Linked DNA regions of Homo sapiens: all the other regions are linked to region 1. Evidence: chromatin contacts called from ENCODE Hi-C or POLR2A ChIA-PET data. All regions are on one chromosome and are shown on one strand. The core of a region is the stretch at or near the end of the contact, and the rest is flanking DNA. Distances in the headings are between cores, read along the strand shown. Region 1 holds the start of TRAK2 (trafficking kinesin protein 2). Region 2 holds the start of CYP20A1 (cytochrome P450 family 20 subfamily A member 1). Region 3 holds the start of NBEAL1 (neurobeachin like 1). Region 4 holds the start of C2orf69 (chromosome 2 open reading frame 69). Region 5 holds the start of WDR12 (WD repeat domain 12).

Region 1 (5,735 bases), core at 2,068-4,567:
AAGTCATTACATGCTGAACTTCCATTTTAAATAAGGTAGTTGTAAAGACAAATGACTAACTCATAATGAAAGCACCCAGCTGTGGGGCTGGTACACAGTAGGTTCTCAATAAATGTTAGATTACAGATTTTGATCTTGTCTTCTCTGACACTCAGTACTACCATGTAGTAGCTACATGACCTTTGGTATATTTACTATCTTCTCTTTGCTTTAGTTGCCTATCTATAAAAACACCTCAGTGCTATTGTGAGGATAAGTTAATATAGGTAAAACATTATCTAACACATAGTATTACATAAATGTTTCCTATTATTATAAGAACACTGCAGATCTGAACAGATAATGACTCAACTATGAATAATTTAGTTCTTTTAATTACTAAGTCATTTAAATGTGACTATTACCTTTTTGCCTCCTATTTCTTACCAACTAAACAGGATGGTAACTAAAGAGGTTCAAAACTGGTACAGATAATATAATGAGAGCTCACAATAAACATGAAATAAGACATTATCTGTCTCATTCCTTATACTGGTATTTAACATATTTGGGGCACTAAAGCAAAGAAAGTTTCAGTGGAGAATAACACTTCTCTGCTCGTATTTTAATTTTTTTTAGAGATGGCGTCTCACTCTGTCACTCAAGCTGGAGTGCAGTGGTGCCATCATCGCTCAAGGGATCCTTTGATCTCAGCTGGCACTACAGGCACAAACAACCACACCCAGCTATTTTTTATTTTTGGTAGACATGGGGTTTTGCTATGTTGAACAGGCTGGTCTCAAGTCATCCTCCTGCCTCGGGCTCTCAAAGTGCTGAGATTACAGGTGTGAGTCACCACACCCAGCAGGGTCATATTTTTATTTGCAGACTCACAAAACCTGTAAACTGAAAAGAACCTTTTGATAAAAGTCCAGTCTTATAATTTCTTACATAAGTGAGATGGATTTGGAATGGGCTTTTCGGGTCTTACTGAGCAGTTCAGTAAGAAATGGGAATTGTAGGCAGAGAGAATCAGTTTGTTCAAAAGTACTAAAGCAGGGGTTCAGGACTTATTCCAGATGTCCAAGGTGTGTGTTGGAACCAGTCTTAGACAATAACACTAGACAATCCTCTTTAACCACTCAACCTTTAAAGTCTATAATTTCTGAAGTACGTATTAGTTACCTGATCTGTGACTTGGAAGCAAGGCAGATCTAGATTTAAATCTCCCCTTGTTACATAAGCAAGTCTTTGAGCCTCAGATTAGTGTGATAGGTTTGTTAAAGTGATTAAGTGAGCTAAAGTATGAAGAGCTCCCACCTGGGGTGCCTGGCAGATTGCAAATACTAAAATGTTGGTTCTTTTTTTTTTTTTTTTTTTTTGAGACTGAGTTTCACTCTTGTTGCCCAGACTGGAGTGCAATGGCTCGATCTTGGCTCACCGCAACCTCCGCCTCCTGGGTTCAAGCGATTCTCCTGCCTCAGCCTCCTCAGTAGCTGGGACTGCAGGCATGTGCCACCATGCCTGGCTAATTTTTTTTTTTTTTTGAGATGGAGTCTCGCTGTTGCCCAGGCTGGAGTGCAGGGGTGCAATCTTGGCTCACTGCAACCTCTGCCTCCGGGTTCAAGCAATTCTTCTGCCTTAGCCTCCGAGTAGCTGGGACTACAGGCGCGTGCCACCACGCCCGGCTAATTTCTGTATTTTTAGTAGAGACGGGGTTTCACCATATTGGCCAGGCTGGTGTATTTCCTTTCAGTAGAGACGGGTTTCTCCATGTTGGTCAGGCTGTTCTTGAACTCTCCACCTCAGGAGATCTGTCCTCCTTGGCCTCCCAAAGTGCTGGGATTACAGGAGTGAGCCACAGCGCCCGGCCAAATGTTGGTTCTTTCTAACAAACCTCTTCCATCATATGAATAAGTGTGTAAGATAACAAAACACTGTCTTTCACATGGTATGTGCTTGCTAAATGTCTGAGACTTGCTGGACATTACTTAATTTTAAAAATAGAAAACTGGAGCTGGGTGTGGCGGCTCACGTCTGTAATCCCAGCACTTTGGGAGGCCAAAGCGGGTGGATCATGAGGTCAAGAGATCGAGACCATCCTGGCCAACATGGTGAAACCCCATCTCTACTAAAAACACAAAAATTAGCTGGGCGTGGTGGTGCGCGCCTGTAGTCCCAGCTACTCTGCAGGCTGAGGCAGGAGAATCGCTTGAATCCGGGAGGCGGAGGTTGCAGTGAGCCGAGATCACCCCACTGCACTCCAGCCTGGCGACAGAGCGAGACTCTGTCTTAAAAAAAAAAAAGAAAAGAAAGTTGGAATAACTGCTAGGATGATAAAATGTCTTCATCCCTGACCTTTCTCACCTCCAAATGTCCTTCACAATTTGTTTTTAAGTGTCATGTCACCACCATTAACCTGCTATTTGGAGACTACTGTACCTCAGACTTCCAAGTCAACAGCAAAGATCTAAAGGTCGGGAAGATTTACGGAGACCAAGAACTGAAAGTGTTCCTTTTGTTCCTATGGTCCATTCCATCAACTTGATGAATATCCTGTGAAGTTACCTTTTTTTTTTTTTTTTCTGACGTAGAAACAGCAGGTCTAAGCAAAAGGTGCATGAGCAAGAGCAAGTAACATCCCTATTATTATGACGCAGATTTTTTTTTAAGTTGAAATTCAATTTTTGGGCTGCTACTAAAAAGGACATGTGCGAATATCTATTATTTACGCTTCAAACTAAAGTCAGCCGTTTTTCTTTTTCAAGATATGTGGCATCTGGCTCAAAATCAATTGCAAGAAAAGCCCAACTCTATTTGACCCAGAAAGAGCTCTTTCCAATACCCTCTCCTCCCACTTACATCACAGATGGCGACTGAAGCTTAAGGTTTAATGCCCGACCCTAAAGCCACTCATCCTAAAAGACAGGGCTCCAGATGGATGCTGTATGGCAGAGGATAAGGCGCTATGAGAAGCTGCCAAGCCTCAGATGTGCAGCTGGGCTGAATACCGACGCCAGCGCCTAGCGCCCATTACTTTGCACCCACACTTAGGAAACAACCCACGCCTCACCGCGGGACCCGGACCCAGCCCTCCAGCACCCAGCCTCCGGCTCCGACGTCCGCGCGTGACCTCCGGGTACCGGAGGACCTTGGGACGAGGAGGTCCCTCCGCTTTCCGGGGAAGTTGTCAAGGGCAAGTTCGGGTTCTGCGCGGACAGCTTACTCACTGGAGTGGTTCGGCATCCTCTGTCGTCCGCCCGCGCTTCCTCAGGAAGCCCCTAATGCAGCGGCAGCCTGAAAGCAGCAGCCGAAGCTGCTGCCGCTGCTCCCACTGCCAGCAACCGCCCGGGCGTGGCAGGGACAGGCGGGCGACTTCACAACATCATCACTCGGCGACCTCGGTTCTGCGGCGACACCGGGTCAATGGCAGCCCCCACACAATTGGGGAAGCCAAAGGAGAGCCACTCTCCCAGCGGCCTCCACGGCCCCAGCGCAAGACCTGCTGGGAATTGTAGTTTCCTGCCCGCCCCGCCTCAAGCTCGAAGGCCCCGCCTTCTCGCTGCCCAGCCCCGGGGAGGGAGGCGGGGCCGCGACCCCGGCGCGGGTGGGGCGAATGCGTTCCCAGCGGGTAGCCTGGGACTGGTGCAGAGTTCCAAGCCCACGGCCCCGGTCGCGGCCTCGCCGCCCTCCCGCGCCCCGCGCCGGGAGCGGGCCTAGAGCGCTCGCCTCGCCCCTCCGCGAGCAGGGCTCTGGCGCCCGCCCCTGTCCGCACCGCTGGCAGCCTGAAGAGAGTCGCTGGCCGTGGTCGCCGCTAGGGTAAAGACGGGAGGCAGGCCCGGGAAGGGAAGGTGTCGGGGCCGGTGGGGGACGTGTGAGGGAGTGAGCCTTGGTCCGCGCACGCCCGGGAAGCCAGAGGCCAGAACGCGCTAGCCCACCTCCAGCCCGAGCACCGGCGGCTGGCGGGAGCCGTGGCAAGAATGCGGCCCGAGGTGGCGAGCAGCCACTGCGCCAGTGCAGCTCGGGCTCAGCGGGGCCCGGGCCGCGGGTTCGCAGCCCGCCCAGTGGTGCCTGCCGGGTTGGCCGTGCCGGCCGTGCCAGGTGCGCGGGGCCCAGGCCGCCCGGGCGCCCTCTCCCCGCACCCCTCACCTTTGGCCGCGCTCTCGGGCTTGGGGAGTTGCCATATCGAAGACACCCTCAGACCCCAGCTCTATCTGCCGCCTTCTGCAAGTTCGCTGCAAAGTCCCCCATAGCAGGACTAGGAAGGAACCTTTTACAAAATTAAATACTCGAGTGTCGTTTTGTCTTCGGTTTTTCAATTCAACGCTGTGTTTTTCCCTGCTGGGTCTTTGTCAAGTACCTTTTCCCCAAAACTTGATACGGATGTGTAACACGGCGCCTGCTTAGCACGGTGCCTGGCACCCAGTAGGCGCTCAGTAAAGATTTGTTGAACGCATGAGTCACTAAGCTTGGAAAATTCTCCTGAACTGTGCGTCGCTATGATCTTTGTTAAGATTTTATGGGTTCCCAAGATCACTTTGAAAATTACAGTAATTTTAAAGCTCAACAAAGAGTTACATCGGGTCATTTTTGCATTCCCTGTAACAGTGGCCTCTGTTGAATGCCTAAATTAACTCAAAACCCGTGTTCTAGAAGATGCGCCCTTTGGTTTCTACAGAAAGTGTTAATCTTTCAGATCAAAGTCTTCACATGAACCATTCTATTATGGAACAAACTGAAATTACTTATAAAGCTTTATCGTAATTAGCGTTTTGGATACAAGTGTAAGGGACTGCACTGATGTACTTGTGAATACGAAATATAAGTCTCTTAAATATGACTTTTTTTTAAGAAAGGGTTTATATTCATATCTCGTGAAAGAGCATGCCGGAGAAAATTATAATAACAGCAAATCCCCCACCCCCACCCCTTTGCTGGGTGCAGCTGCTGCCTTGACCTCAAAATGTCTTGTAAAATTATCTCTTAATAGTCTGGTGTATCTAAGGCAAAAATCTCTGAGATTAAACCACCCCATAGGGACAACCCTTTTATTACTAACAATTCTTACCAGATTGTGTCTGTTTCTTCTGAGCTTTTCTGAAAAAGAGAAAAAAATAGACAACGTAATGGAGTTTCACATTATTAAGACAAAATCAGTAACAACTTGCTGACATTGAGTGAAAAAAGCAGGATACAAAATCATGATAACCAGAAAATTTGGTTAATCATGACATCCATAACCCTTCTGCTTGTGGGAAGGTCAGCTACAAGTGGCCAGGGTCTTGTCTGCCCTGATTACCAGCGGGTGTCCACAGTGCCTGACCCATGGTAACCACTCATTAAACACTTGTGTAATGATTACTTGGCTGTTAACAGATTAACAGTGTATTGACTATGATGTGTAGTTTCTTCATTTACTTGGATATCTCCTTAGAATAGATCACTCCGGGGAATTTTACTGGGTCAAAAAGTATGAATATTTTCATGGTTATTGAAACATTTGACAACCTGCTTTCCAAATAAACCTTATAGTTTTGTACTGCCATCAGTACATTTGAGTGTACCTTTCAAAGCATAGTTCAAGCTGATACAGTGTTTGCTAATTAGGGGCACTTTGAGATGTAACTCATTTGATTTCATTCACCCTGGAAGGTTGGCAGGGCAGGCATTGCTTTCCTCCTTTTGCAGCACAGCAAACTCCAGTGCTTTAAATTGACGGTAATGAATGGTAGGTGGCTAAATGATCACAGCCTTTC
Region 2 (5,735 bases), core at 1,957-4,456, 1.8 Mb after region 1:
ACGCCCAGCTAATTCTTTTTTGTATTTTTAGTAGAGACAGGGTTTCACCATGTTAGCCAGGATGGTCTCGATCTCCTGACCTCGTGATCTGCCCGCCTCGGCCTCCCAAAGTGCTGAGATTACAGGCATGAGCCACCACGCCTGGCCCCAAAAACTATTTTTTAATTCAACATGAGTACATGTTGAAGAGAAGAAGTATGACAGGTGATGAAGAAAATTACTTTCAAGGATAAAAATAATTTCATTAGAATAAAATTCTGTCGGATAAGTGCAATAAAAATAAGTTCAGAAAAAGGAACCATGGAAAATTTCCAGTTGTTCACAAAAAGTGTATGGGTTTTTTGTTTTGTTTTGTTTTGTTTTGGGTTTTGTTTTTGTCCAGGCTGGAGTGCAGTGGCGCCATTTTGGCTCACTGCAACTTCTGCCTCCCGGGTTCAAGTGATTCTCCTGCCTCAGCCTCCTGAGAAGCTGGGATTACAGGCGCATGCCACCACACCCAGCTAATTTTTGTAATTTTAGTAGAGGCGGGGTTTCCCCATGTTGACCAGGCTGATCTTGAAGTCCTGACCTCAAGTGATCTGACCGCCTCCGCCTCCCAAAGTGCTGGGAATACAGGTGGAGCCACCGTACCTGGCCAAGTTTGTGTGTTTTTAAAAAAAGTCTTATAGTTATCACATCACTATTATATTTACATTCCTTTTCATACACTTAAAAGAGAGCTGTAACAATTTCAAAACGTGAATATTTATAATATGACAGAAATTTAATCCTTTAAAGTCAAGATAAAAATTTTAGATGTCAATACAAAAAATGTGTGAAAAGATATATATGTGTGTATGTGTATATATATATTATATATATATTATTTATATATGCTTTTAGGGAGTATCTGGGCAAAACGTTTTAGGAACACAGGAAGAGGAGGTAGATGTCTAGTTTAGAGACTCACACTATAAAATATGGTGCCCTGACAATTTCTGGAATTTTTGTCTCTTTTTTACAGCCCTCAAAGTTCAGAGAGTCTCAGGATGTAGGTCAATTTAGGACTAAAAGAGAATTCTAGATATCTTGAAGGATTGGTACCTAAGATTACGGTACCTAAGATTACGGTTATATGGCTACCTTATGCAGTTAAAACTCTTATGTTTGGCCGGGCGGGGTGGTTCACGCTTGTAATCTCAGCACTTTGGGAGGCCCAGAGGGGCGAATCACGAGGTCAGGAGTTAAAGACCAGCCTGGCCAACATGGTGAAACCCATCTCTACTAAAAATACAAAAATTAGCTGGGCATGGTGGCGCGTGCCTGTAATCCCAGCTACTCGGGAGGGTGAGGCAGGAGAATTGCTTGAACCTGGGAGGCGGAGGTTGCAGTGAGCCGAGATCCCGTCACTGCACTCTAGCCTGGGCTACAGAGGGAGACTACGTCTCAAAAACAAACAAACAAAACAAACAAACAAAAAACTCTTACATTTACTGTTTTGAAAACCTATTGGGAACATCAGTTTGACAAGAAATATCTTTAAAATTCTGAACAAGAGACTTAAAAATGAACTTTGAACATACGACAGTTTAAAGCACATTTATATGCAGAGAAAGACTTAAAAATACAATTTCTGCCAAGTGAAATATTAAACAGCATGTTTCATTATATTTGCTATAGATGCCAAAAGAGTTGCCATTTTCAATGAGGTATGTTTCCTGCTTATGTAACAGTCATTTATCATAGAAGCTGTAAAATGCAATCTGGAATTTCTCTTGCCAAATTGCTGCCTGTTCTTGACATTTTATATTATTAAAGCTATAAAATCTATAAATACTTTTAGCACACTTTCACTAAAAGCAGCACTAGTAAGTAGCAGGCCTTGTCTTGTATTTCAGTAGCCACGTCAAAACTTCTGAGCCAGGCGAAATAGAAAGAGGGGTCCTAGGGTATTTTATGCCCAGGGCAACAAACGCCAAATGCTGACGTAGATAGCACTTATTCGGTTTTGCCAGGAGCTGTGCTAAGTGATTTTCATAAAATATGTAATTTAACCTACAGGCAACTCCATGTGGTATTATTTTCACTTTTTTACATAGAAGGAAATGGAAGCTTAGAAAACTGAAGCAATTTACCGAAAGTCAGAGTTAACAGAGCAAGGAAACCTGAACAGTGTGCAGCCTCCGCTCACCAGAAAGTGTCAAAGAATCACATTTACTAGTACTTCAGACAGAAATTCTGCGAAACAAGGCGTATCTACTCTTGTTTTACTCCCAGACACTTCCCTGTCCCGCTTAGATCAGTGGTGGTTTTCACTCAAATTTAAGTGTGTAACAGTGTCCCCGGGAGGGCTCTGTTCAAACAGATTGTTGTACGCGCCCCCTACCCCTGCCCACCCCGAGTGTTTGATTCAGTAGGTCTAGTTTGGGATCGAGAATCTTTTTATTTTGTTTTCCTTTTGTTTTGTTTTGTTTTGTTTTTGAGACAGGGTCTCGCCCTGTCGCCCAGGCTGGAGTGCAGTCGTGCCATCTCGGCTCACTGTAGCCTCTGCCTCCCCGGCTAAAGTGATCCTCCAGCCTCAGCCTCCGGAGCAGCTGGGGCCACAGGCAAGCGCCACCACTGTAGGCTAATTTTTTTTTTTTTTTTTTTTTTTTTTTTGTAGAGACTGGGGTCTCACTATGTTGCCCACGCTGGTCTCAAACTCCTGGGCTCAAGCGATCCTCCCGCTTCAGCCTCCCAAGGTGCTGGGATTACAGGTGGAGCCACCGCGCCCGGCATCGATAATCTGAATCTCTAACGAGCTCCCGGGCGACGTTGATGCAGCTGGTACCGGGACCACTCTTCGAAAATCATCGGTTTAGAGGTTTTAATTCTGAATCCATTGCGAAAACTGTTGGGCGGACAGAGCACTACTAACTCCTAACTTTTCTCAGAAAGCTGGGCTCTGCTTTCGCCAGCAACCCGGTCCGAAGTCGCGGGCATATTCTGTCTGAAATCGTGTGCACCGAAATCCCCGCCTTGCGGTGGAGGCTGGCGCTAGGCGGCCTCAGCCTCGGCCTGCTGCGCTCAGGAACCCGCGCCCCGGCTCCTCGGCGATCCATTGCTCTTTCCTCTGGCGCCGGCCGCAGGCCTCGGTCACGCCCCCAGCGGCCCGTTGGTTTCCGGGTCCCGCGGGGTGCCCCCGCCCACACGCTATGCCTTAAATTGGGCCAGGCTGAGGCGCTGCTGCTGGAGCGGCCGATCCGAGACGTGGCTCCCTGGGCGGCAGAACCATGTTGGACTTCGCGATCTTCGCCGTTACCTTCTTGCTGGCGTTGGTGGGAGCCGTGCTCTACCTCTATCCGGTGAGCGCCGTCTTGGCTCTCTGGGGCCCCGGGCGCCGCCCCAGTCTCTCTGTCGCCGGCATCCAGGCCAACCTGCCCGCTGCGGGCCGCAGGGGGCGGGCCTGAGAGGAGGGTTCGGGTTCGCTCCAGAGCTTCAGCGCGGGGACCGCACCCGGAGTCACGTGACGCCCCTCCCGGCAAGCTCTGAGAGCGACGTGGGCTGCGTCGCTACCCCTCAGGCGCCGGGCCAGGCGGGCGTAGAGCTGCTGAGGAAAAGCCCGCGCCCCCGCAGGCCGGTCTCACCTTGCCAGGCACCCCGCGCCACTCTCCAAGGCGGCTCTCAAGTACTTTGGGCAGCTTTTTGGCCATAACTCGCCAAACCCAAATTTCATTTCCCAGTGTGTCAGGACGAGACTCCTGGGCGCGCCACTCCTTTCTCCTTTCTTGAGGATTCTCCCAGCACTTGTGTATTCCTCTTTTCCATCTGTCCATCGATCTATCCTGACTGGAATCCAAAGTGCTCGAGGTCCAGGTCTTGCTCCTCTTAGGGGCTCCAGGCAAATGCTTCTTTGGGGAGAGCGCCGCGCTGCGGGTTCGGGTGCGAGGTTTCCTCTGCCGCTGACGCCTCTGCGAGCCTCCGGTCCTCCTCTCTCCACTTGCCTCCGTCAGCGAGAGAGGGAGGGTCTGAAAACAAAAGTGTTGATGACTGAGGACCGTCTTTAAAACCTGTTCTACACACTTTGGGAGGCTGAGGCGGGCGGATCACGAGGTCAGGATATCGAGACCATCCTGGCCAACATGGTGACACACCGTCTCTACTAAAAATACAAACATTAGCTGGCTGTGGTGGCGGGCGCCTGTAATCCCAGCTACTCAGGAGGCTGAGGCAGGAGAATCGCTTGAACCTGGGAGGCGGAGCTTGCAGTGAGCCAAGATCGCACCACTGCACTGCAGCCTGGCGACAGAGCCAGACTCTTATCTCAAAACAAACAAACAAACAAACAAAAAACACCTGTTCTACAAAGCAAGGTGGTGGTTTTACAGTGAAAGTTGAAAAGTAGCTGAACTGCTGGAATTGACCATACACCTTCTTAAATGTTCTTTTCCGAGCAGGTAAATGGATTAGACTAGAATCTTGCAACTACACAATCAGGGACTTCCTGAAATCTTATTTTCTGAGAAACTAAACAATTTTAGTGGTTCTTGAATTTTTGGTGATTTTAAAATGATACTCTTCTTTGATCAGCTCATAGAAGCACACTGTTTATTCTTAGCACTAGCTATGTGCCAGATATGGTTCCACGTGCTGGGAATCCAGCCGTGAAACAAACCGGACAGAAAATTCCTGACTCTTGGAATTTATTTCCTAGAGAAGGGGAACAGACAATAGAAACAAATAACATAGGATTGTGGGTAGAAATAAAGTTGGGGATAGGTAGATTGTTATTTTAAAGTAGGATGGCCAGGAGATACGGAGACATTTGAGTAGAAACGCGAAGAAGGTGAAGGTGCAAGCCATTCTGAGAAAGAGCATTCTGGGTCGAGGGAGCAGCAAATGCAAACCTTCAGAGGGAGACACGCCTGGTGTGTTCCTGGAAAGCAAGGGGACCAGTGTGGTTAGAGTGTAGTAAATGAGGAAGATACCAGAGGAGAGAAAGTCAGAAAGATGGGAGTGAAGGACAAATTTTAAATGACTTGTAAGGCTTTTTTAATGGACTTTTGCTGTGTGCCACTGGAGGATTTCAGCAGATGAATGCCATTTGAAATTGGATAGAATTCAAATTTAATTTTATTAGATAAATTTTAAAAGAATCATTGTGGTTGCTAAGTCATGAATTGACATGGGTCTCCAGGTAAGGATGGAAGCAAGCCAAGTAATTAGGAGGATATTATCATTTCAGCTTGGATCATGGTAGTAGTGGCACAGATAATGAGAACTAGTCAATTGTGAAGATAGTGCCAATGGGATTTCCCAGTGGATTGGATGTGAAATGTGAAAGAGAGGCATCAAGGAAAACACCAGTTATTTTTAGCCTGGTATCTGGAAGGATAGATTAATTCCAGGGAAGATCAGGGGTTTTGCTGGTGGTGGTTGTTCTTTAGTTTTGTTTTGGTGGGAGGTAGTGGGGATTTATAGAGATTAGGAGTTGGTTTTGGGTGGGCTAGGTTTGAGATGCCTGTTAGACATTCAAGTGGAGATGTTGAGGAGTAACTGAATATATGTCTTGAGTTTATGGGAAAAGTCCAGGCTGAAGATACACATTTGGGAGCTATCAATGTATAGATGGTATTTAAAGCGAGGAGAACTGGTTGCTATCTCCCAGACAATTTAGATACAGGAGAGAAGAGGTCCCAGGGACCATTCCCTGGATTCTCCAATGTTAATGGTTGAGGAGAGAAAGAAGAGCCAGCAAAGGAGACTGAGAAGGAGCA
Region 3 (5,735 bases), core at 1,518-4,017, 1.6 Mb after region 1:
TTGAACTAATCTCAAGTGATCCTCATGCCTCAGCCTCCCAAGTAGGTAGGGCTGCAGGCAAGTACCACCACACTGGGCTAATTTTTTTCTTAATTTTTTTATAGAGGTGGGGGTCTCACTGTGGTGCTCAGTCTGGTTTCGAACTCCCGGCCTCAAGCAATCCTGCCTTAACCTCCCGAAGTGCTGGGATTACAGGTGTGTGCCACTACACCCAGCCTGGATAAGGTGGTTCTTAAAGATTTTGTGCAGCCCGGGCACAGTGGCTCACACCTGTAATCCCAGCACTTTGGGAGGCCAAGGCTGGTAGATCACCTGAGGTCAGGAGTTTGAGACCAGCCTGGCCAACATGGTGAAACCCCATCTCTACTAAAAATACAAAAATTAGCCAGGCGTGGTGGTGGGCGCCTGTAATCCCAGCTACTCAGGAGGCTGAAGCAGGAGAATTGCTTGAACCTGGGAGGTGGAGGTTGCAGTGAGCCGAGATCACACCACTGCACTCCAGCCTAGGTGACAGAGTGAGACTCTGTCTCAAAACAAAAAAAAAAAAGAAAAAGATTTTGTGCAGACATCTGGGGAAAGAGATGTCCAGGTAGAAGGGTTAGCATGTGAAAATCCCTGAGGCTGGAGTGTGCTTTGTGCCTTTGAAAAGCAGCAAAGAAGTCATGTCTCAAGTAAGGTAAGAAAGGCCAGAATAGTTAGAGAAGTCAGAGAGGAAAATGTTGGAGGAAAATGAAGTAGGTCCTTGCAGGCCTTTTAAAGTGGAATGGGAAGCCATTGGAGGCTTTTTAGCAGAGAAGTGACATCTTACTTCCATGTTAAAAGATCTCTGTGTTTGCTATGTTGAGAATAATCCACGGATTTGGGGTAGAGTCACGGGCAGAGTCAGGGAAACAAGTTGGAAGGCTATTACAATAAACTAGAAAGTATTTTGTATAACTTAAACCATTTTAAAGACAGTAGCCACGGCTAGGTGCAATGGCTGACGCCTGGAGTCCCAGCACTTCAGAAGGCCGAGGCAGGAGGCTCCCTTGAGCCAAGGAGTTCGAGACCAGCCTGGGCGACATACGAAGCCCCTGCCTCTAATTTAAAAAAAAAAAAGGGAAAAGAAATAAAGATAGTGGTTACTACTACTATACCACCATCCATTTAAGGAAGAAAGTGTGGAGAGATGGTTAGGTATATTTTGGAGATATAGCTGAAAAGATTAGATTGGAAGTGAAGTACATGAGGAAGACAGCAAGCACACTTCCTAGGTTCTTGTACTGAGCAAGTACAAGAATAGAGTTGCTAAGTACTAAAATAGGGTATCCCAAAGGAAAAGCATATTTTCCCCCCAAAATTTTGACATATAAATTTCACATGCCTAATGGACAACCAAGGAGAAATGCTGAATGTAAAATGTAATTTCAGGATAAAAAATTGAAGGTGTAATTTGCAAGCAACTACTCTCAATTCTGCCATGGTAGAGTGAAAGCAGCTATAGGCAATACTAAAGGAATGGGCATGGTTGTGTTCCACTAAAATTTTAGGACACTGAAACTTGAATTTGAATTTCGTCTAATTTTCACATCTCAAAATATTGTTCTTTTGATTTTCGTTAAGCAAGTTGCAACCAGAATGGACTGCAAAGCCTATAACATTTATTGTCTGGCTCTTTTTATTTTATTTTTATTTTTTGAGACAGTGTCTCGCTCTGTCGCCCAGGCTGGAGTACAGTGGCGCCATCGGAGCTCACTGCAACCTTCACTCCCAGGTTCAAGCGATTCTCCCACCTTAGCTTCTAAGTAGCTGGAACTACAGGCGTGCACCACCACGCCAAGCTAATTAAAATTTCTTTTGCAGAGACAGGGTCTCATTCTGTTGCCCAGGCTGATCTCCTGGGTTCAAGGGATTCGCCCGCCTAGACCTCCCAAAATTCTGGAATTACAGGCGATAGCCACTGCGCCTCGTCTCTGGCTCTTCACAGGCAATTTGTGGATCCTTGTTACAAATGAAACAAGATGGGACATTAGTTGATCATTTTTGAAGTTGGGTGACGGTATACAGGGTTTCGTTATACTAGTTTACTTTAGAATATACTTGAAATCTTTCACAATAAAAAGTTGTGGAAATGTTTAACAAAGGTGAGTTATCTTACGCGTTTTTCTTTCCTTATACAAAAACCAAATCTCTCTGAAAGTTGTCTATAGTTAGTAAAGCCTTTTGCTTCTTTTCTGAAAAAGAAAAACCCTTTCGAAGTCTTTAGTGGTGGTAAAATAAGCCCTTTGGATATGACACTCGGTGACGACGAAAGCAGGCACAAAAGGAAAAGAGGAGTTTTTGGGGGGTGTCTGTGTGTGTTTTGTCTTTTTACATTACTCTAAATTCCCAGAACCAATCCCGGTTCTACAAATAAGTGAAACAAAATCCCCTTTAACACCGTAGGGTCTCACGCCCTCAGATGACTCACGGAAATGACGCCATCAGCGAAAAGCGGGGCGGGCGTAGACGTCAGCACGTCAGCCCTCCTCCATGTCCAGCTGAGGGAAGGCTCGTTTCAGTGCCGCGGCCGGCGCCCGCCAAGGGATGGGCAGCCAGAGCCTGTCGACTGCGGCTGCGCAGGTATGCTGGGGCGGGGCTTCAGGTCACCCCGCCCATCCCCAGCCTACGCGACCATTGAACAGCTGCCGCCCAACGGCTGGGTAAATCCTCAGCGGCCGAAATGATTAGCCCAGGGGGCAGCCCCGCCCCCTGCTCCTCCCGGCCTCTCGCCCCGCCCCCATGTCCCGCCCGCTCGTCTGCCTGGCTGCGGGGTGACACGGGGCTTCGCCTTGGGAAGGGGTCGAGGGAAGCAGTTAGACGGCTGCCGGGCGGCGGCTGCCGCGCGGCACACAATGTGAGCCCGGTGATGGGGAGCGGGCCGTTGGGAAGAGGGGGCGGCATGGCAAGAAATGGGAGGGCCCCGGTGCTTGGTGGTGGAGGGGCTGCAGAGTGAGGGGCGGCTTTGAGTGGGCTAGGCTGTCAGGGAGTGTTCCGATACTGTAGTGCAGGCTGGGATCGCGGTCGGGAGACGCCGAGTCCGCATTCCTCAGTTCTAGAGCTTCTCTTGGCAGCTCGGCACACCTTAAGTTTGCCTCTGTTTGGGTTGTCTTGGGATGTGAGGAGGAAATTAAAAGATTCCCCCAAACACTTGGATGCTTCTTTGGGAAGTTCCTCGCCGGTGTGTGCGTGCCCACTTCTCTTGGATGGAAAGGTGGAGAGGCCAGGTGGGCGGGTGGACTTCCACTCTCCGAGGATTGTTAGAACAAACGAACTGGGAATTCCTCCCCCGCCCCCACGCCCTGCCCTGCAACACAGCAAACAGTCCCAACTACTCCACCCCCACCCCACCCCAGACGGAGTCTTGCTCTGTCGCCCAGACTGGAGTGCAGTGGCGTGATCTGGGCTCACTGCAGCCTCTGCCTCCCGGGTTCAAGCAATTCTCCTGCCTCAGCCTCCTGAGTAGCTGGGATTACAGGTGCCCGCCACCACGCCCGGCTAATTTTTTGTATTTCTTTAGTAGAGACAGGGGTTCACTGTGTTGGCCAGGCTGGTCTCGAACTCCTGACCTCAGGTGATTCACGCACTTGGGCCTCCCAAAGTGCTGGGATTACAGGCGTGAGCCACCGCGCCTGGCCCCAACAACTTTGAAGAGGAGACCAGAACAAGAACATTCTAAGAGCTTTGATGTATTTGAAATGTCTGAGATGTGGGCCTTTTCCTTGTATCTGTACAAAAGGTATGAGTGGGAAGGGAGTCTTGCTCCTTATTCTCACTGGACGCATTCTTGGTTATGAACATGTACCCATCTCTAGGAGTCTGTCTGCCCTAGAGGATTCTATGGTGGACATACTGTGTTAGCTGTGATGTTTTCCTGAAACACAAGTTTCTATGAAATCTAATCAGTCCATGTGAAAGTATAGCGGGTTGTTTGTGGGAAGTGAAGAAGATACATCTTTAGTTTTTGATAAGTCTAGATTTTTTAGTATGGCCTCTTTTTCTAACCTGTGGATGTTTTTCTCTTTCACAGATTTATTTAATTGCCCAACTACCACTGATGAAGATATATTGGAGTGACTGCTGAAATTGCCTTTTTGTTTTTAACCAGAGGACAGTCCATTTGTTTCACTTCTTTTTGCTTTCTTTACTGCTATGAGCTTTACTGAACGGCTGAAAAACTTGGAAAATAAAATGGACATGCTGTAGTCTTGAACATAATTTTTTTAAGGAAAACTTAAAGTGCCAGAGTGAAAGCCAGAATGGCATCCAGAGAGAGGCTCTTTGAACTTTGGATGCTTTATTGTACAAAGGTAATTGCTTTCCTTTTTATTTTTATGTTTTAAAATACTTTATTATAAAATTTGTGACTGGCAGTAGTAACACTTTATTTAATAGATAATAGTGTATTTAGTCATAATGAATAACCCCAAACTTAAAAGCGTTTAAAGGATTTTCTGTTTTCCTCTTTTTCAGGTTTGAACACACATACAATATTGGCATACTGTTAAAAACTGTAGGGTGCGGCTTTTATTTGATACTTATCCCCAAATGATCCTAAAATTATATAAGTAAAATTATGCCCTTAAGAGAAAAATAAAATATTTTTATTTTTGTTTGTGCTTTTCATTTTCTCCCACAAGTGAGTGTAGGATAGAGACATTTTTATGAGAAGGGCATTAAGCATTTTTCTTGGAATGAACCTTTGAAATTGCATCACAAGGTTATTGATTGAACTGCGTGCTGTGTGACTGCCACTAAGTTAGCACTCTTTGAGCATTGTCTCATTTCCTTCTCACTACAATACTGTGAGGTGAATATTGTGATCATCCCCTTTTACTGATGGGAAAACTGATGCAAGGGTTACAGGAGTACTGAGTAGCCGAGAAACACAGTACTACCTGACTCAAGTGCGTACTTTTATCCATTTTTACTCCTTAATATTTTTGTCACTCAGAAATAATGTTCTTTCCCCTCCTTGTCTTTATGTGAATTTTTACTTGATAGCTTTGATTTTAGGTTATTGAGAAGAGTACTCCTTAAAAACATGTTTTTCAAGTGAGGAGGTACATTATTACTTTGAAGATACTGGCAAGGGTCAGAGAAACACCCCTAATGTACTATTTGAGTTAATTTAAGTATGTGTGGTGAAATTCTCAAGTCACAGCTTCTGTTTCTGCATTATCCTTTCATGCTCCTTAAAAGGCAGATTATTATTTAACAGTGGTCTCATTTATCTGTCATATTAAATTTAGAGATTACACTGGAATTTTCTTTGACTTCCTGGTTTGATATATATTATAATTGCTAAAGGACATACACTTTGAAATGCTTAATATGAATTTTTAAAATAGCTTTTAGTCTTGCATAATTTAATACCAGAAATGTCTTTTTAAAAATAGACGCTTCCAATAAAAAAGGAATCCAATTCACCACTTTTGAAAATAGTCACTAACACGTTAACCAAAAATTAAAATTAATTTTTAGTATGAATACCTAGTAGTTTGAAAATGATTTATTTAAAAATACATCAAACTTACTAGGTTTTACTGTTTTCAAAATGATATTGGTGAATGGGGTTACGTGTCTCATTAATAAGTTACATTCTTTTTAGGTATATTTACTATTAAATTTAATATTAAAGCTTATTAAACAGATAGTATAGTTCATTGGCATACACTGAATTTTATTCTTAATGGCTTTTAATATAAACATGCATC
Region 4 (5,735 bases), core at 2,094-4,593, 1.5 Mb before region 1:
ACAGACTCTTACGGTGTTGCCCAGGATAGAGTTCAGTGGCTCAATTTTGGCTCACTGCAACCTCCGCCTCCCGGGTTCAAGTGATTCTCCTGCCTCAGCCTCCCGAGTAGCTGGGATTACAGGTGCCCACCACCATGTTTGGCTAATTTTTGTATTTTTAGTAGAGACAGGGTTTCACCATGTTGGCCAGGCTGGTCTCGAACTCCTGACCTCAAGTGATCCGCCTGCCTCGGCCTCCCAAAGTGCTGAGATTACAGGTGTGAGCCACTGTGCCCGGACTTTTTTGTCTTGTCTATTTTTTTCCCCCATCTCCTGCCTTCCTGTATCCACCCATTTCACCTTTCAGTAGAGAAGCTGCACATTTGTGGCCCCTAGGCCAAATATGGCCTATGTGTGCATTTAATTTAATACGGTGTTTTACAAGCAAATTTAATTAGTTGTCAACATTTACAAGTTGGCAAATGAAACATAAAAATCTGTATCTGATTTGTGTCGAGAAATCTCTTAACAAGTTTGAAGGTTTGGCAAAATGTTGCCTTCATTTTACAACTGGCTAGCAGTGAATAGTGACTGCCTTCTTCAAATATGACATCTCTCTAGTTTGCCAGTGTTTACATTCCCTATTGTTTATTTGTGGCCAATTTTACTATTTATAATATAGACCTGGCCCCTGTAGATATTGGAGTTTGTGCCTTTTAATGCTGTCCTTTCCATTGTAAATTAGCCTTTCTCAGATTCCTTCCAATTTTGCAACTTTTCTATTATATTGAATAGCATTAAAAAGGTCTGAGAGCTCAGCAGGATCCCTTGAGAACTCTCAAGAGTCCAGAGGTGAGCTATAGCCTTTTGGACACTATAAGCATTAATATAATCCCTGTGCAGAACCCTATCAGTTAGAGAAGAGAAAACTCACACAACTGATTAGAGTAACTTTGTATATGTAAGACCTCTTTCCGGGATGGAAAACCAGCTCTGAGAAAAGGGAGAATGCTTGGCCATCTGTGCCAGTGTTGTTAGAAAAGTAGTGATTTACAAAATCGGTCTCCTAGAAGACAGAGGGGATGGAGACAGAAAACAGGTATTACAGTAATATCAAGGGGACCTGTGAGAAGGAATTGCAACGGCAATGACTTGCCATAAATGACATACATACCTCAGCTAATCAATTGAGAGCTGTTACTTTCTCTGGAGGTGTCTCCTACAGGGCTGTACAAATCCCTTGACTGTAAGGAAACATTTGTGCTTACTTTAGTCTGTTTCTTTACTCTACTCTTTAAATTCTTACTTGTATTTCTCAAAGACCTTAATTATCTTAGCGATACTGAGACAACTTTGTGGCATTTAATATTTGCTACAATTTTCCTTATAAAACACATTCTCCACTCTCTTCAATAAGAATAGATTTCATTAAGGCAGGGCATGGTGGCTCCTGCCTGTAATCCCAGCACTTTGGGAGGCCGAGGCGGGTAGATCACCTGAAGTAAGGAGTTCGCAACCAGCATGGTCAACATGGAGAAACCCTGTCTCTATTAAAAAAATACAAAAATTAGCCGGGCGTGGTGGCACATGCCTGTGATCTCAGCTACTAGGGAGGCTGAGGCAAGTGAATCGCTTGAATCTGGGGGGCAGAGATTGCAGTGAGCCGAGATTGTGCCACTGCACTCCAGCCTGGGTGACAAAGCAAGATCTTGTCTTAAAAAAATAAACTTAAAAATAAAAATAGATTTCATTATAAGGTCAAGCTAAAAACAAGACCACAAATCAAAAGCTGCATTTGCAATTCATGTACATGTTTGGACTTTTAGATAACATTTCAGCAATCCTCTATCTAACAATGGAAAGTAACATGTTTGCAATTGGCAAAACAGAGTGACGTCAGGTTGCCTAAATGTCATTATATACTAATTATTGTATAACTAACCTCTACTTGTTTTTAACCAGTTATTTTAGAAAGCGGCAGATTTCCTTAGTAATTAATTGAATAATTTTTGATTGATAACAATATTTTGATGTCAGATGGAATGCAACAATTTAGACCAGAGTAGGTTAGCATACTAAGTCACCAAGTCTATACATATATATAAATCATATTTTATCATTTGCTCATTTATGTTCCTACTCCAAGCCATTTGTTATTATTTGCATATGTAGACCAAAGAAAACAGTATGTGTGCTTAAATACACATATATAAACTCCGAACAATTATATATAAAGTGCTTAGATTTCTGGCCTATAGTAAACCCTCAACAAATGTTGGCTGTAGTTTTTTGTAATTTTCATTAATTATTCTCTTTACAGTGCTTTGTCTCACAAGTACTTGGATCTCATCCTCGCTCGCACACATTTCCCTGTTTTGTTTGTTTTTGGTTTATTTTTTGAGACAGGGTCTGCTTCTGTTGCCCAGGCTGGAGTGCAGTGGTGGGATCACAACTCATTGCAGCATACAACTCCTGGGCTCAAGCGATCCAATCTCCCATCTCAGCCCTCCCAGTAGCTTGGACTATAGGCATGCACCACCACGCCCGGCTAATTAAAAAAAAAAATTTAGTAGAGACAAGGCCTCCCTATGTTGCCCAGGCTGGTTTCAAACTGCTGGACTCAAGTGATCCTCCGCCTCGGCCTCCCACAGTGCTGGGAGTACAGGCCTGAGCATACATTTCGCCAAATCTTATTCCTACTCAACTGGCCACAGATAGTTGCTGGACACACATGACTTTCCTACACTGTTTAGTTTTTGAAAACCTCCAAATAGCAAAACACCAAGTAAAGCGTACTGCCTCGCCCCGTTTTTTTCCTGTCCTAGATCATGTACCCTGTTCCCAAACAGAGATGAATTAGCTTCATATCTAACCACAAATTCTCCATGAGCACAGAGATCTTCGTATATCTATAATAATTGTACTCAGGAAACTCAAGGTATGAGGAGAGAGATTCCCTTCCTTCGGGGCTTGTAGGAGACTTCCCACGGAATCTTCTTTGGGAATGTCTCCCTTTTAAGCCCTGAAAGACCAGATAAATCTCAGGTGAACCTAGAGAAACAGGGAGCTTCGTATACTCAAAAGTCTATACATTACGTATTATTGAACGGCGACCTGCGGCCGCCCCTGCTGCTGCGCATGCTCCATAACTGCCGCTTGCTATAGCTGGGAGTACTGTATTATCTCTTTGCTCTTCGCCGGCTCTTCCCCAGACTTCTGTTCGAACTTCCCGGCCGCGGCAGAACCCACCAATCACAAACGCCCTTCCTCAAGCCACGCCCACCGTCTTCTCCGGGATCCCAAGACCGATTTCGCCCACACCCCTCCCTTCCTTTCCTTACGCACGCTGCGCGCGGACGTCGGCCTCTGACGTCGTCGCCTCAGCGCCGGCTCCCGGCCGGGCCGCGGCCGCCGACCGTTGAGCCGCCGGCTGAGCCGCCTGCTGAAGTCCCTCCCTCAGGAACCCCTCCGCCACCCTCCACCTCCGAACCGCTCTCGCGGCGGCGACCCATGTGGGGGTTCAGGCTCCTGCGGTCGCCGCCGTTGCTGCTCCTGCTGCCGCAGCTCGGAATCGGAAACGCCTCGTCCTGCTCTCAGGCCAGAACCATGAACCCGGGCGGCAGCGGCGGCGCGCGATGCTCCCTCTCGGCCGAGGTGCGCCGCCGTCAGTGCCTGCAGCTTTCCACCGTGCCTGGAGCCGATCCGCAGCGCAGCAACGAATTGCTCCTGTTGGCGGCGGCCGGGGAGGGACTGGAGCGGCAGGACCTCCCCGGGGACCCAGCGAAGGAGGAGCCGCAGCCGCCGCCCCAGCATCACGTCCTCTATTTCCCTGGGGATGTGCAGGTAACTCGGGGCCTGCCTGGGTATCTGTTCCTTCCTCTCGTGTATACGTACGCGGTCACTGATTCTTCCCTCGTGGCTGCTGCCTGGTTCCTTTCCTTGCCTGAACACACCCACACATTCACTGAGGGTGGCTCTTCCTCTACTCCACGAAATCCAAAACCGTGCCTTCCACGCCCTTGGCGCCCTTTGTCCATAGAACCCCATGGGGAAGGTGTCCGACGAGGGCTACGATCTCGAAAGAGCCAGCTGTCGGTCCAGGTTTCCAAGAGGCGGAATTTGAGACAGGGAGTGACACGCATCTTGTATATTTATTCTATAATTTGGTTTCTCAGAGGACCGTGTGTGTGTGTTGGGCAGGGGACAGAGCGATGGCTTTCAAATTAAGTTAGCACGTAGTGTTTAGAAAACGGTGGCAGTAATTAAAAACCAAACAAACATTACAAAGGTATGACATCCAGTAACCCTAAAAAAGAGTGGGGATGGGTGGAAGAAAAGGGACAATAATTATTAAGCATGTCAATGTTTTGATGCTCACCTCTTTTGTACTTTTGCTTTTGCATGTTATGTTTATTATTTTATAGCTGCAGGTAAATATCCGTGGTTATGTTGCCCTGAAAACTGGGTCTTAATCTAACGTTGCATTATCTAATATGGTAGCCATTAGCCATATATGGCTATCTGAATTAATTAAAATTAAATAAAACTAAAAATCCAGTTATTCATATTAGCTGCATTTCAAGTGCTCAGTAGCTACAGATGGCTTGCGTGTGCTGTATTGGACAGCACAGATATATAGCATTATCATAGAAAATAATCCATCATCATAGAAAGTTCTAGACAGGTAAAGCTAGACTATAGCTAGGTATGTTTCTCTTTTTTGTTTTTTTGAGACGGAGTCTTGCTTAGTTGCCCAGGCTGGAGTGCAGTGGCGCAGTCTCGACTCACTGCAACCTCCGCCTCCCGGGCTCAAGTGATTCTCGTGCCTCAGCCTCCCGAGTAGCTGGGATTACAGGCATGCGCTACCACACTGAGCTAATTTTTGTATTTTTAGTAGAGATGGGGTTCCACCATGTTGGACAGGCTGGTCTCGAACTTCTGACTTCAAGTGATCTGCCCACCTTGGCCTCTGAAAGTGCTGGGATTATAGGTGTGAGCCACCGCGCCCGGCCTACATGTGTTTCTTATACTATGAAACTACATTAGTTTATTTTCAAAATTGGTGCCTTAAAATGACATACTTAGAAACTGTGCTCTGAGTCAGATAATGATTAAGATATAGATATAGATATATAGATATAGATATAGATATTCTCTTTTTTTTTCCAGTTTTTATTAGCAGTCAACTAAACCAGTTATTTTGAGGGCAAAAGAAAATAATATATATTATTTTATATATATATTATATATAAAATTATATATATTATATATAATATATAATATATTATATATAATATATATTATAATATATATAATATATATTATATAAAATATATTCTATAGAATATATATTCTATTATATAATATATATTCTATTATAATATATATTATATATAATATATATTCTATTATAATATATATTATATATAATATATTCTATTATGATATATATTATATATAATAACATATATTATATATAATATATATTCTATTATATAAAATATATATTATATAAAATATATATTCTATTATATAAAATATATATTATATAAAATATATATTATATTATATAAAATATATATTATACTATATATAAAATATACTATATAATATATATAAAATATATATATATTTTTATAATATGTATTATTTTCTTTTGCCCTCAAAATAATTGACTGGTTTAGTTGACTGCTAATAAAAACTGGAGAAAAAAAAAGAGAATAAAGAAAAAAACAACTACTACTTAGATTTAAGAG
Region 5 (5,735 bases), core at 2,242-4,741, 1.5 Mb after region 1:
GTGACATGTATAAAAAGAACAAAGACACCATAGGTCATTTTAACCACAGAAAAGGAGGGCAGGGGAGCAGGGCCAGAAACGATCCACAGAAAAGATAACTGTTAAGCAACATTTAGAAAAGTGATTAGCCAGGCGTGGTGGCATGTGCCCGTAGTCCCAGCTACTTGGGAGGCTGAGGTGGGAGGACTGCCTGAGCCCAGGAGGTCGAGGCTGCAGTGAGCTGAGATTATACCACTGCACTGCACTCCAGCCTGGGTGACACAGCAAGACCCTGTCTCAAAAGAGAAGTGAGTTTTTGCCAGGTGAGGGAAGGGTAGGCTGGAAGAAGCAGTGTGGACGAAACCAGAGAGAACATCAAAACAATAGCTAGGAGTTGTTAAACTGCCCAGCCACTTCCAGAAAATCTGACTTTGCTCCAAAGTGACCAAAGGCTAAAGAGATACACATGGAGTGCTTTATATATCATGTGAAATCATTTTTACTTCTTTTTTGTGGGTAATGAAGAACTATCACAGCAGTGCAAATTAGAAGTATCATCAGATTTTATTTAGTTAGATCTTTCTGGCTGCACAATGGGCACTGAAATAGAGGAACACATGACAGGAGGCAGATTAGGAGACTCTTATAAGAGAGACTGTGAGAAAATATTTGCAAATCATGTATCTAATAAGGAACTTGTATCTAGACTATATTAAGAACACTTACAACTCAATAATAAAAAGACAACACAAATTTTAAAATGGCCCAATAGGGACATGCAAATGCTCATCATTAGTCATCCAGGTAATGTTAATCAAACACAATGAAATATAATTTCACATCCACTAGGGTGCTATAAGTAAAAAGACAGCTAATAACAAGTGTCAGTGAAAATATGGAGCAATTGGAACCCTGATTATTGCTGGCAGTAACGTAAAATGGTGCAGTTGCTTTGGAAAACAGTCTGGCAGTTCCTCAAAAACTCAAACATGGAATTACATCTGACCCAAAAACTCCACTCCTAAGCATATATGCAAGAGAAACGAAAACATACATCCACACGAAAACTTGTACGAGTGTTCACATAACAACTATTCATAATAGCTAAAAGGTATAAACAACCTAAATGCCCACCAGCTGATGAATGGAAAAATATGGTACCTCCATTCAATGGCCTATTATTTGGCCACAAAAAGGAATGAAGTGCTAATATATACTATGATATAATGAAACCATTTTTTAAAAATCATAGTAAGTGAAAGAAGCCAGTCACAAAAGATCACATTATATAATTCCATTTATTCAAAACGTCCAGAAGAGAGAAAGTTACAGAGCTAGAAAGTAGATCAGTGGTTGCCTAGGGCTGGGGGTATTATTTAACAAACAGCTCAAGGATGATGAAAAATGTTCTAAAATTGACTGTGGTGATGGTTGCACAACTTTGCAAATATGATGCTGATGATCCTCAAACCACACTTTGAGCAATAAGGCTATAGCTATATATTTATGTATATAATTCACATATATGTATATTCTTGTGTGTGTGTGTGACAATTATATTAGCCCCCCGCCTCCATTTTACTGACCATAATATTAAGCAAAAAGAAAAAGCAAGAATTTTATTATTTATTTATTTATTTATTTATTTATTTGAGATAGAGTCTCACTATGTTCCCCAGGCTGGAGTGCAGTTGCATTGATCCTGGCTCACTGCAACCTCTGCCTCTCAGGCTCAAGAGATCCTCCCACCTCAGCCTCCCAAGTAGCTGGGACCACAGGTGGGCACCACCATGCCTGGCAAATTTTTTGTATTTTTGGTAGAGACGGGGTTTCATCATGTTGCTCAGGCTGGTCTCAAACTCCTGAGATAAGCGATTTGCGTTCCTCAGCCTCCCAGACTGTTGGGATTACAGACATGAGCCACAGCACTCGGCAAAGAATTTTAATTTCTACATTTTTTTACCTTTTGGAGGGCCTAAATTCACACACACACATATGACATGTATCCATTCATTTCAGGGGTTAAAACACAGTGGCCTATTATCTCTTACAACTTCATGTGAATCAACAATTATCTCAAGGCTGGACGCAGTGGGTCATGCCTGTAATTCCAGGACTTTGGGAGACCGAGGTGGGCGGATCACTTGAGGCCAGGAGTTCGAGACCAGCATGGCCACCAAGACAAATTCCTGTCTCTACTAAAAATACAAAAATTAGCCAGGCTTGGTGGCACATGCCTGTAATTCCAGCTACTCTGGAGGCTGAGGCGGGAAGATTGTTTGAACCCGGGAGACAGAGGTTACAGTGAGCCAAGATCCCACCACTGCAGTCCAGCCTGGGCAACAGAGTGAGACTCTGTCTCCAAAAAAACCAAACCAAACAAACAAAAAAAAGCCCCACATATTTCAAAAAATTTTATTTTAAGAAAAACAAAAAAACCTACTTTCAATTAAAAAACACAGTGGTTATGTTAATGCATCACCACATTCCTAGAGAAGTATTAAGGCAATGTATGTAAGTAAGTACATATACTCAGGTGCATTGATAATACGATTTATGTATACTTTCAGCAACAACACAAGGGGAGAGAAGATGATTTACTAGCTCTCCTCATAAAGCTACAAACAAAACCACAGATGTAACTCAGGTGGGAGTTTCCTAGTTTATGGCTAACTTTAGCTTATTAACACGACAAATATTATCATTTTCACTGAAAAATTTGACATTTTTTGTTGACTCAGCCAATCCAAGAAGCTTAATTAATATATAGTCCCTGCCCTCAAGAGACTTCCAATATAGTTGGAAGAGACCAGGCAAACACAAAGAAAGCTAACAATGCAATATATACCACAAGGCAGCATATAATTAGTTTTCGAATGAGTGCTAACAGACCTTGAGACCACTGGTTAAAATGTTTATATATCTATATAGATATACATAAATGGTAAATATGTTTTTTCATTTTCAAAAACTTTTTTTCCGTTTTCAAAAACTGTGAACCACCACTAGCAGACACCCTATAACAAGGCCCACTGTTCATTTTTAAATTACACATATAAAATGTTTCATTCAGAAAGCAAACCTGAAGCCCTTCAGCCTCCTCCACACTCACAATTCAAATTATATAGAACCTACGAAGCTGGTTAGAAAGCAGGTAATCTCAGAAAAAAGGGTGGGGGTGACAGCAGAAACAACCAGGGATCCACAAGGTCATACCAAAGGGGTGGTCGGAAAGGAACCTGGGGAAGGGAGAGAAGGCTGGAACGCTTACTTACTTCTTGTTATCAGTGTAGAAGCGTGTTTGGAGCTGAGCCATGGCGAGGAGTACACACGACTTGCCCACGGAAACGTACGGGTTAGCAGACCCACAACACGAAGCTCCTGCCTTTTAAGACTACAAAGAGGCAGCTCAAAATTAGACTGCACAGGTAAGCGAGGAACTGCAGTCTAAGCCTGGACTCTGCCTTCTGCCCTCCGGTCTCCTCTGCAGAAAGCACGAGGTTGCCCTTCTACAGACGCCCAGACCACAAACATCGACTACCTACTCCTAGATTTAGGAGTCATCGATTAGAAAAGGATAGTCGTAAAGGTAGCATGTCCCTTTAATCATTGTTAGAATTCTTCCCATACGTGTGGGCCCGTAATCGATTAGGAAAAAGATCCCACTCAAATCCGCTTTATTAATAAAAAATTTTTTTTCAAGAGGCTGTCCTGAGCCTGGATAGTTCAAACACAGCTCCTAGTTACTACAAGTCTCAGAAAGCATCGCTTCTCAAACGCTGTGACCACCGGGAATTGTAGTCTTTTTTTGCCACGCTGCCCTCAGAGTATCTTATTTGCATTAAATCCTCTAGACTCCAGCCAGATATCAAATTTCCTCTGCCTTCAGCTTTGCTTGACTAACGCCTTGCCAGTTTTTTTTTCTCATACATATTCCCAACCAGAGGCTCACTCGGCAGAGGTTTTTCCTAAATCTCGCCTCTAACTGCGGCTTTTAGAGAGAGGCGAGAGGCGGAAATACAAAGAAAAGAACGGATGAGAGAGGAAACGGTCGACGGTGGCCGATAGTGGTCCTACTGTCGTGGGACTGCTCTGCGCGCTCCCGGTGGGGCGCGCCTGCGCATTATGCTGGTCTCCATGGCGGGGCCTCGGAGCCAAGACGAGGTTGAGTAGACTCGTTTTGAATTTTCTCCCCTCTGCTCCGGCGGACTTCCCATGTCGCCTTGTGGGGCTATCGGCGGCGGCAGGACTGGGGGAGTCAGAGGTCTGGCAGCGCTGTCTGCGCAGACCTACCGGACGCTACCTCCCAACCCCCCGTCTTCCTCCTGCCTCCTCCTCCTCCCGTCACCTCCTGACCCGCCGGAGCTCCGAGCAACTGCCGGCCTCCGCCCCCAGCCGCAGCCGGTCACTGGCGGCGCCTTCCGCGCCAAGCTTGGGGGCCTTTTCGGGGTCCCACATGGCACGGCTTCCGACCCCCGGCCCGGGACGGGGCTCGCAGGCCCCAGAGGGGCAGGCTGGAGAAGGAGGAGGTTAGGTGTCTTCAGGAGGGTTGCTGAGCCCAAGGACGCGCCATCGCCGCGGAGAAGGAGCCGGACCCCTTGGGCGGAGCGCCCAATGTGTGGTCCCTCACGCCGTCCCGCACCTTGCTTTTTAGGGTTCTTTTTCCGCTTTCTGAGCCCTTTTATACCTTACGTTTAGAAGGGGAAAATCATCCTCCCACACCTTCTCCCCGACTTTTTGCCTTTTTTGTCTTGAAGTTACCCAAAGGCCTGTGTATTGTTCTCAATGGTCCCAAGAATTACTCTAATATAGTTGTTTTTCTGAGGGAGGATGGATGGAGATAACTATCCTGATCCCAATGTCACTTTTTAAGGCATTCGCTTCAAGAGACAAGCAGTTTAGAATCAGGCAGAACTGGATTGCAAAATTTATGGGCAGACCGGTATGTGTGCAGGTGAAGACAAAGCTTTCCTTTTTTACGTTGTTTAAAGATGTCCTACTGTAAGGTAGACGCCTAATGTTTAAATGAACGCCTAATATTTAAATAGAGAATGAGAAGAGATTTAAACAATTGGAAGAAAAAATAATTTTTATTAGAGAGCAATGACAATAAAAGTAGGACTCTTTTCAGTTTACTCACCTTTGTAGCTCCGAATCCGGGCCCTGGAACCAGAATTCCTGGGTTCAAATCCTGCCTCTGCTACTTGATTAACCTTTTTGTGCCACACTTTTATCAACTATAAGAATTAACTGCGGCATCGGAAGCACTCAGTATATGTTAATTATTATCATCAAATAGTTACTAATTCCAGTTTAACTAGAAGCTTTGCCAGCGTGAATAGATAAGGGAGAATAGCCACATTGAGTGGAGGAATAAAATTAGAAAACCTCTGTGCTGAAGTCCCAGGAGATCACTTATTAGGCTTGAGCTTGCTAATGGAAGTGGTGATCGTTTAACCATGTGGTTATTGTAGTGGTGAGGATTTACACATTAAATAAGTCTTGGGCATCTGAAGCTTGAAACACTTTCTTAATGAAATCTTGCCGTTGAATCTGTACTTACTGGTAATATGTCATTGGTTAAAATATATTTATAAAATGTATAATTGACCAGCAGGTTAATACATTTTTATCATTAATTTGAAATTTATCAAAATGAGAATATACAGTACCTGACAGTAGAGTTTGATCTTAATTTGATTTGAAAATTATGATCAGGAAAATAACCTGAATATATGCTTAATAATATAAGACTT

Evidence for each region. A loop is a pair of places that touch in the nucleus more often than their neighbours do. ChIA-PET counts read pairs that join two places held with the same protein, here RNA polymerase II (POLR2A). Pooled maps may share reads with other maps.
Region 2: a map of natural killer cell shows a loop between it and region 1 (14-fold over the local background). The contact joins the promoter of CYP20A1 here to the promoter of TRAK2 in region 1. A Hi-C loop is called at or near these places in 3 of 168 maps with a recorded cell type or tissue (B cell, CD8-positive, alpha-beta T cell and natural killer cell) and 10 of 50 pooled maps. POLR2A ChIA-PET finds 5 or more read pairs at or near these places in 1 of 52 experiments (activated CD8-positive, alpha-beta T cell).
Region 3: a map of CD4-positive, alpha-beta T cell shows a loop between it and region 1 (5-fold over the local background). The contact joins the promoter of NBEAL1 here to the promoter of TRAK2 in region 1. A Hi-C loop is called at or near these places in 2 of 168 maps with a recorded cell type or tissue (CD4-positive, alpha-beta T cell and CD8-positive, alpha-beta T cell) and 9 of 50 pooled maps. POLR2A ChIA-PET finds 5 or more read pairs at or near these places in 1 of 52 experiments (B cell).
Region 4: a map of B cell shows a loop between it and region 1 (35-fold over the local background). The contact joins the promoter of C2orf69 here to the promoter of TRAK2 in region 1. A Hi-C loop is called at or near these places in 2 of 168 maps with a recorded cell type or tissue (B cell and CD8-positive, alpha-beta T cell) and 13 of 50 pooled maps.
Region 5: a map of CD4-positive, alpha-beta memory T cell shows a loop between it and region 1 (10-fold over the local background). The contact joins the promoter of WDR12 here to the promoter of TRAK2 in region 1. A Hi-C loop is called at or near these places in 1 of 168 maps with a recorded cell type or tissue (CD4-positive, alpha-beta memory T cell), 2 of 37 single-sample maps with no recorded cell type and 10 of 50 pooled maps.

Annotation. Positions count from the first base shown.
Region 1 is chr2:201,448,141-201,453,875 of GRCh38, forward strand. TRAK2 (trafficking kinesin protein 2) reads right to left here and starts at 3,318. Exons shown (of 16, transcript NM_015049.3): 1 at 3,210-3,318. It overlaps STRADB (STE20 related adaptor beta), which reads left to right and starts at 3,600. Exons shown (of 12, transcript NM_018571.6): 1 at 3,600-3,798. RefSeq lists enhancers at 2,673-3,527, 2,931-3,460 and a silencer at 3,491-4,170.
Region 2 is chr2:203,235,812-203,241,546 of GRCh38, forward strand. It overlaps CYP20A1 (cytochrome P450 family 20 subfamily A member 1), which reads left to right and starts at 3,207. Exons shown (of 13, transcript NM_177538.3): 1 at 3,207-3,323. The coding sequence starts at 3,252. RefSeq lists enhancers at 2,908-2,957, 3,243-3,814, 3,638-3,927 and a silencer at 3,028-3,237.
Region 3 is chr2:203,012,108-203,017,842 of GRCh38, forward strand. NBEAL1 (neurobeachin like 1) reads left to right here and starts at 2,768. Exons shown (of 56, transcript NM_001378026.1): 1 at 2,768-2,875; 2 at 4,049-4,328. The coding sequence starts at 4,278. RefSeq lists an enhancer at 2,448-3,001 and a silencer at 2,640-2,869.
Region 4 is chr2:199,907,950-199,913,684 of GRCh38, forward strand. It overlaps C2orf69 (chromosome 2 open reading frame 69), which reads left to right and starts at 3,344. Exons shown (of 2, transcript NM_153689.6): 1 at 3,344-3,822. The coding sequence starts at 3,490. LOC101927687 (a long non-coding RNA gene) reads right to left here and starts at 3,197. Exons shown (of 4, transcript XR_923766.4): 1 at 3,076-3,197; 2 at 1,154-1,223. RefSeq lists an enhancer at 3,476-3,665.
Region 5 is chr2:202,908,182-202,913,916 of GRCh38, forward strand. WDR12 (WD repeat domain 12) reads right to left here and starts at 3,492. Exons shown (of 13, transcript NM_018256.4): 1 at 3,255-3,492. The coding sequence starts at 3,295. CARF (calcium responsive transcription factor) reads left to right here and starts at 4,094. Exons shown (of 17, transcript NM_024744.17): 1 at 4,094-4,921. RefSeq lists enhancers at 3,675-3,824, 3,835-3,984, 4,025-4,224, 4,325-4,374.